2 separate regions of the Homo sapiens genome follow, and region 1 is linked to region 2. A link is a contact called in ENCODE Hi-C or POLR2A ChIA-PET data. All regions are on one chromosome and are shown on one strand. The core of a region is the stretch at or near the end of the contact, and the rest is flanking DNA. Distances in the headings are between cores, read along the strand shown. Region 1 overlaps MACROD1 (mono-ADP ribosylhydrolase 1). Region 2 holds the start of ZFTA (zinc finger translocation associated).

Evidence for each region. Hi-C counts contacts between places; a loop is a spot of excess contacts on that map. ChIA-PET counts read pairs that join two places held with the same protein, here RNA polymerase II (POLR2A). Pooled maps may share reads with other maps.
Region 1: a loop to region 2 is called in a map of CD8-positive, alpha-beta T cell, with 23 times the contacts of the local background. The contact joins the enhancer-like site here to the promoter of ZFTA in region 2. A Hi-C loop is called at or near these places in 2 of 168 maps with a recorded cell type or tissue (both CD8-positive, alpha-beta T cell), 4 of 37 single-sample maps with no recorded cell type and 7 of 50 pooled maps. POLR2A ChIA-PET finds 5 or more read pairs at or near these places in 3 of 52 experiments (BJ, PC-9 and Panc1).

What each region holds. Positions count from the first base shown.
Region 1 is chr11:63,998,760-64,002,321 of GRCh38, forward strand. MACROD1 (mono-ADP ribosylhydrolase 1) reads right to left here. Exons shown (of 11, transcript NM_014067.4): 5 at 1,468-1,584; 6 at 883-1,004; 7 at 771-801; 8 at 572-645; 9 at 196-277; 10 at 79-113. The coding sequence ends at 109. Among named protein-coding and RNA genes, the nearest start is that of OTUB1, 14 kb to the left of the region's middle. RefSeq lists enhancers at 1-855, 429-518, 856-1,791, 1,804-2,311 and silencers at 649-888, 1,539-2,118. Within about 2 kb of position 2,221, at least 5 of the 41 ENCODE cell types and tissues checked have a DNase peak (open chromatin) inside an H3K27ac peak, as active enhancers do.
Region 2 is chr11:63,766,826-63,770,442 of GRCh38, forward strand. It overlaps ZFTA (zinc finger translocation associated), which reads right to left and starts at 1,950. Exons shown (of 5, transcript NM_001144936.2): 1 at 1,659-1,950. The coding sequence starts at 1,797. RefSeq lists silencers at 1,367-1,666, 1,887-1,936, 2,067-2,276, 2,297-2,766.

The DNA.
Region 1 (3,562 bases), core at 971-3,470, 230 kb after region 2:
CTGCTTGGGGGTGAGCGGGGGTTAGTGGGCGGGTTAGTCTAGGGCCGGGGCCGCCGCACGGGGCGAGGCCCTGCTTACCAGTCCCGGTCAGGGTGGGCTGCGGGAGCCTCAGGCTGGAAGGCAGAGGACAGTGAGAGCCCGCCCCCAGGGTGGACCGGGGCAGGGGCGGGCCGTGGGGCGGCGCGGGGCACGTACCCACGGGGAAGTAGTGGGGGAGCCGGCTCCGGTAGATGTCCTCGTCCTTCTCGAGGAACACGCAGATGATCAGCCGGTCCACCTGCGCCAGGGGCTGCTCAGCCTGGGCCGAGCTGCCACGCCTGGCCCCAGGATCCTGTGACTGCCTGCCCTGGTGCAGGCTTTCACCTGCCTGGCCCTGCGCCCTTCACGGAGGCTCACGGCTGTGTGCCATCACCCCCATCTCGCCACCGCCAGGCGCCCTTGCGCAGGAGAAACAGGGAAGGAAGGGGCGGGCCTGGCCCTGCGCTCTGCACCCTGACTCCCTGGGCGATGATGGGGGCTGGTCACTCTGGCCGGGATGCGGACCCCACCCTCGCCCGGGCCCAGGACTCACCTTGTCCTTGTGCTGCTCCAGCCACTCTCGCAGCGTGGCCAGCACGATCTCGGCGGCCGCCTCACAGGGGTAGCCTGAGGCGGGTGGGGCGGGAGTGAGTCCTAGGCTCTGGCCCCGCCCACTCCCCTGTCCGCCCCGGCCCCTCCCGGCGTCTGGGTCCACCGCCCACTCCTGGTCCTTGCCTTTCTTCCAGACTCACCAAACACGCCGGTGGAGATGCAGGGGAACGCCTGGGCGGGGAGGGGTGAGAGGGGGTTGGAACATTGTCACTGCGCCCCGCCTCCCGCCCTCCCCCGCGGGCCGTCCCTCACCACCGAGCGGAGCCGGTGCTCCAGCAGCAGGTCCAGACTGCTCAGGTAGCAGCTGCGGAGCTCGGCAGCCTGACTGGCGCTGGGCTCCCCGTAGGCGATGGGCCCCACTGTGTGGATGACGTCTACGGGGGGCGACGGGGTCAGACCGGCGGGGGTCTACGCGGTCCTCAGCTCCCTCGCTTCCCCCTGCCGGCCTGGGCAGAAGGGGGCAGGAAACACCTTTCCCCCCAAGCGCTGAGCCTCCTCCGCGAAGGCCCCCACCCCTGTGGGCCCCCTCGAGCCCGAATCCGCACGCGCACAGAGCCCCGCGCCCCCTCCCCACATCTGTATGGGCCCGGCTGAGACCCGAGCGCGAGTGTGGGCGCGAAGGCGTTGCCCCCCAGCTCCATCCTCAGCCTCCACGCACGGTCTCCCCCATGTGCTTCCTGGGGTGTGCGGGGTGGGGGCCGGGTCTTGGCCCTTAAGGTTAAGAAGGGCCCCCTGAGGAGTTCCCCAGCACTCCTGTGGGGGCCGCACCCCTGATGTCCCAGTGACACACGGGCGCCCTGTCTGCGCCCCACAGCTGGGGGCGCGTCGGGGACTCACACTTGGCCGGGAGCCGATAGCCGCCGGTGATCTTGGCCTTGCCAGTCTTACAGCTCTGCAGGGTCCGGCACTCGTCGGTAAGCAGGGGGCCGGCGGCCCGATGAATGCAGCCGTCCACTGCGGGAAGGGCGGGCGCGACTGAGCTGGCCTGGCAAGGCTGCGGCCCCGGGGTGAGCACCCTCAGTCCCGAGAAGCCCCTCGGCGATGCGAGGACCCATGCGGAGCCGCGCCCCAACCCCGTGGCCTCCGGCCGCGGCCGCTGCCCCCACCCCCGCCCGGAATGTTTCACATCTGGGGAAACCGAGGCGCAGAGCGGGACGGCCCTGGGCCTGGCGGGAAGTCGCGCAAGGAGGCCGGCAGGGGGCGCACCCGGCCCACCCTGTCCCTTCCAGGCCGCGCCGCCAGGGCCCAGGCAGGGCGGCTCCGGGAGGCGGGGGCCGCCGGGACAGGAACCGCCGCCCGAGCCGGGGTGACGGGGAAGCTTCCTCCCCGACGCCCCTCCCTAGCCCTGTCCCGGGCGCGCTGCAGGGCCCGCGACCAGTCGCTGCCTCCGCCCGGGCCTCAGCGTCGGTGCGATCCCAAGGCCCACCTCCCCAGGCGGCGCCCCATCACGGGGCGGCGGCAAACCCTAGGACCCATTTTGCGGATGAGGAAACCGAGGCCACCTTGTTACAGGGTGATCAGATCTGTAGCTGGAGTCTGGGTCTTCCAGCCGCGCGGGGAGGTGAGCCCGACGCCCGGGCCCGAGTCTCCTGGCGCGCAAACCCCAGCTGGTTAATGAACCGCCTCGTTAGCGCATCCAGCTTAATTACGGCCCCGCATGGGCTTGTTTATCCGAGGGCGGCTGCAGGGCCTCGCGAGCGACCCTGGGGACCCGGGCGCAGATAAACAACCGGGGCGCAGCGGGAGGCATGGAGGAAACGCTCCAGCAGCCCAACCTCGCCAGGGCACCGCGCAGGAGAGGCGCGGCCTCAGGCAGGCCTGGGTCCAGCCCGGGCTCACCCCTCATCGGCTGTGAGATCCTGCCCCTTCCCCTCTCTGGCGTCCACCCTCTTATCTGGAATACCGGGACAGCGACCCTCCCACAGAGGAAAACGCCGCGTGCTGGCCGGGAGGACAGGGCCCATCTTTGGCAGCTCTGATCGCCCACGCCAGGAGCTCCTCAGGCACCAGCTGCCTGGTGCTCACAGGCGGGCATCAAGAGAGGACCATCATTCCCCATTTTACAGATGGACAAACCAAGGCCACCTTCTCCTTCATCACCTCAGTCTCGGCACAGTTCCAGGGATGCCAGGTAGCTCACACCCCTTTCTTTTGCTGTTTGATCTCGTGCCCTGGGGGCACAATTAAACCTCATTCTGCAACTTTACTCAGAGCTGGCACCAGGCAATTTCCCAGAGCGTCCCAGGGATGGGTGGGCAGAGAGGTTAGGGGAACGCTGAGAACGGCTCAGGCCTGGATCCCTTCCACCTGCTCCTCTCCTCTGCAGGGAGAAAGGCAGCTGTAGCCCAGGGCGAGGCTGAGATGGAGCAAGAAGGCAGGGCCCAGAGCGGGCGTCCAGGCTGGAGCTCCCAGTGCTGGGAAGTGAGTGTTCCGAATGGGGTGCCGTGGCTGGGCTGTGGAGCTGGGCAACGTGAGTTCACATCCTGGCTCTGCCAGCCACAGATGTGTGACCCCTCACATATCATTTAACCTCTCTGGGTCTCAGTTGCTCCATCTGGAAAATGGGATAATAGCACCCACCTCAGAGCTCATTGGGCTGTTGGAAGGATTGAGTTAAACTAACTTTGTAATGTGCTTAAGGCAGTGCTTGGCAAGAATGGAGGTCATGAGTGTATCCTGTTATTAACAACAGTGTGACAGTGTGGGCATGTTCGGGTATGTGTACATCAGTGTGATGGGAGGTGGGTGCACACAGGGTGTTCACAGTGTGTGGGGGTGAGCCCAGGGATCTGTCTGAGCTGGCTCTCCTAGGAGCCTCCCGGGTCGAGCACCTGGCACCGGCTGCTCGAAGTCTCTGGGGGCTCACCGCCCTGCAGGCGACCTCGGCCAGCTGTGGGGGCCCGTGCGGGGAAGTGGAGCTCAGTGTTTCAGG
Region 2 (3,617 bases), core at 700-3,199:
CTCCCATTTTGGGGATGGGCTAGGCATTGTCAGTTCCCCAAATCTAGGCCCCCACATGGGAGGGATCCCCAAGACAAAGCTGCCAACATCTCCAGGGAAAGGAGTTTCTGAGACTGAAACTTCTCCAGATTCTGGAGGAGCCAATGACCCTGTAAAGGGATGGCAGGAGGGCCACCAGAGTGACAACTAATGACACTGCGGCAGGGAGTGGCCACCATCCACTGAAGCCCATTAAGTCTTTCTGGGGCTTTATTTGCTGCTCTGGCAGGGAGCCGGCCACTGCCCAGCAGTCAGAAGGGCGGGCACTGGAGAGGCCCCACTAACCCAATGGTGTTCCCTGTGCCAGACACCCACCCAGAGCAGTCCCCTACCCTCCCTACAGTTCCCACCCCTCTTGATTTAGAAAAATGGTCTCCTGGGCACACAGGCAGGTTCTGGTCATTCTCCCAGTGGAGAATCACAGGGTTGGGAAAACAAAAGACAGGATCAGAAAGGGCTCCTGTCACCCTTGTGGAAGTTTTTTTGTTTTAGTTTTTATTTAAGTAGATCCATAGAATCCACTGGCTTCGGAGTCATAGGCCTGGGTTCAAGTCCTGGCTTCACTGGTAACTTGCTCTGTGACCTTTGATAGGTCATGTCCGCACTCTGGGCCTGAGCTTCTTTGTCTGCAACGACACTGGCTAGCTGGCTGGTCTCTAAGCATCCTTCCAGCGCTGGATCCAGGCTAGTCTAAGGTGGATTGGCCCTTTAAGAGCCGAAAAAGGGGGAGGAGCCGAGGTTCTTTAAAAACAAAAGGGGATGGGGCGTTTCTGGGAGGGGAGAGACCGGGAGGGGAGCCTGGAGATTCGGGCAGAGTCTCCCTGGCCTGGAGGAAACCCTCAAGGGTCTTAAGGCGTGACCCTGCAGCCGGGAAATGAGTCAACAGTCTCCTTTGAGAGCGAACGAGGAGGACTGGTTGGTTCCGCTAGAGCTGACAAATTAGGGCAAAAAAAAATTCTGAAAAGAAGGGAAGGGAGAATGCACCGGCCGGAGGGGTGCCTGCCTTTGTGGGCGAACCCATCGCTTTAAAAACTGCCCGCGGTGGGAAAAGATGGTGTGGGCCCCCGGGGCGCAAGCGATGCACTTTCCTAGGGAGAATGTGGGAGAAAAGAAAAAGGGTGCATGTCTCTCACAAGGCCACGAGACGAGAGGAGCAGCCCGATTTAAAACAGCAGAGTTCGGAGCTGAGCTCAGCTCCGCTGGGGAAAAGCCCCCGAAGGGGACCCAGGGTCTGGGCGGACTTTTGAGAGAAAGCCCGATTAGGGAGACCACCTGGGAGTCTGAAAGAGAAAGGGGCGGGGGCCAAAGTCCAGCCTCGCTCCGTGGCGCCCTGCCCCGTGGGGCCCCTCGGGCCTGGCCCCCAAGGCGGGGCGCTGCGGGCGGCAGCGGGGCCCTTTAAGGGGGAGGCGAGCCGCCCGAGCCCCGCGAGCCGACCCCGGGAGCTGGGCGGGGGGCTCCCCCGCCAGCCCTGCAGCCGCGCTCCGCGCCCACCAGGTGGCGCCCCCGGCCGCCCTGCCCGCGTCCCCCGCTTTGTTCGGCGGCGGAGAGGGGCCCCGAGCCGCAGCCCTCCCTTCCCCCACGCCGGGGCCCCCGCCCGGGCCGCCGGCCCCAGCTCTTACCGCCTTCGTCTTCCTCTGGCTCCGCGCTGCCGCTCGATCCGGCGGGCGGCAGCCGTCGGCCCCGTGCCGAGGCCACTGCTGGCCCGGGGCCGCCCCTGCCGCCGCTGCTCCGGCTCCGGTGGTCCCCGCCGGGCTCCATGCGCTGCGCTGCGGAGCGGGGCCCCGGGGCGGCGGGGCGCGGGGCCGCGGGGCCGGCGGCAGCCCGCGCGGAGCGCTCGCTGCGCGGGGCCCCGGGGCGCGGGGCGCATGCACGGGGCGGCCGGCCGCACGGACGGCAGGCTGCTCGCTCGGCGGCGCGGGCTGGACCGGGGTGGGGATTCCTGTCTGGGGCCCCTGGGGCTCCTTTAAGGGCTCCTGGGTAAATTTAAAGGGGCCGCGCGCTATTTCCTCCTGCCAGCTCGCGGGGGGCTGGGGGGAAAGGCGGGAGGCAACGAGCCCAGCCGAGGCTCAGCAGCCTGCGCCCGCTCCGGACGCTAGGGGCACGGACCTCGCCGCCCCCGCGGGCCCGCACCGCCGCCTGCGGGGCTCCGGTCCCGGCTCCCAAAGGGTCACTGAGGTGGCGAGGGGCGCCCGCGTCCGCTGCGACGCGCTTCCACCCGGGCTCGGCTCGCGGCCACCGCCCCCTCGGGGCATCTCAGCGCCGGGAGCGCCCGCTGAGGAGGCCGGGGTCCCTGCCCGGGGCTGCCTCCCGCCGCGCAAGCGGGTCGCGAGCTCCGTGCGGGCCCCGGAGCGGCCGCTACTGGCAGGGGCCCCAGATGGCTGCGGCCCCGCCGAGAGGGTGGAGCCGTGGGGGCGGCCGCGCCCCCTCCCGCGGGAGCCGCCCGGGAGCGCTGAGAGCTCGGGCTTCTCATGGGAGGGGCGGACAAGCGAGGCTCCCCCGAGCCAGCCAGGGGTGGGGGCGGCGGCCGCAGTGACTCGGGCTGGGGAGAGGGGCGCACAGCAGACCCGCAGAGAGCCGGCTGCGCCGGGGCCCGACCCTGCGGGCTGGAGGTGGCCCCAGGATGGAAGCCGGGAGGAGAGGGCGTGCGCGGCGGTGACTCAGGATCCTGCCCCCGCAGGCCTGGGGGTGCCTGACGAGGCCCTTGACGCAGCCCCAGACCCCCGGCCCGGCCCTAGGAAGCGAAAAATGCTGGCCCCGGGCGGGGTGTCGGGCACCTGGGGAGGCGCGTTACCACGGCTCGGAAGCGCTGGGCGGACCCTGGCTGCGGGTCCCGGGGCGCCCCCGGTCCCCCAGCTCCGGAGAAGCGGAGCGCAGGGACCCGGAGAGGCAGCCGGGGCGCAGCAGCCTGGGGTCCTCCTGCGAGGACCGGCGGGAGGAGCAGGTGCTCGCTTTGCCTGAGGTTGGGCGCCCACAACAAAGGCGATTCCTGGAGATCCAAATTACAGGGTGCGGGAGGCCTGCAGGGTCTTCTTATCTGGAGGCGGGTTTTGTTCCCTGCACTGGCGAGTTACCCAGCTGTCGCCGATGGCAGTTCGTCCGCTTGTCACCACCTACTGTGTGCCCGCATGCTTTCAGACGCTGGACACACAGCACTGAAAAACATGGGCAAGACCGATACTGCCTGTGACTTTCCTTCTCAGAGGCACCCACAGCCTCTGAAAAGGAAACCGCTCCAGCCTTTCGGGAGCCATGGGAATTAAATTACTTGGAACACAGGAAACCTGTCCCCGAAGTGCTTATGAGGAGGGGACAAGAACTAAGATTTCTTAAGTGCCTCTGGGCTCTGTCGCCGCGGAGATGTCCCGTCTCTTCCTCAGCCCCCATGTTGACGTGCTTGAGACTCCACCTTGGGTAAACTGAGTCTCCTTTCACAGCTCTGCTCTCTTCGCGGCAGGCCCTGCGCTCAGGGGGGCGGGGGGGGGTTGCACTTCCTCTCACCCACTGGGGTCAGAGGCCCTGATGCTGATGGGTGCCACGCAGGCCCTGAGATGGGAGATTCCTTAATTCATTATGTCCCT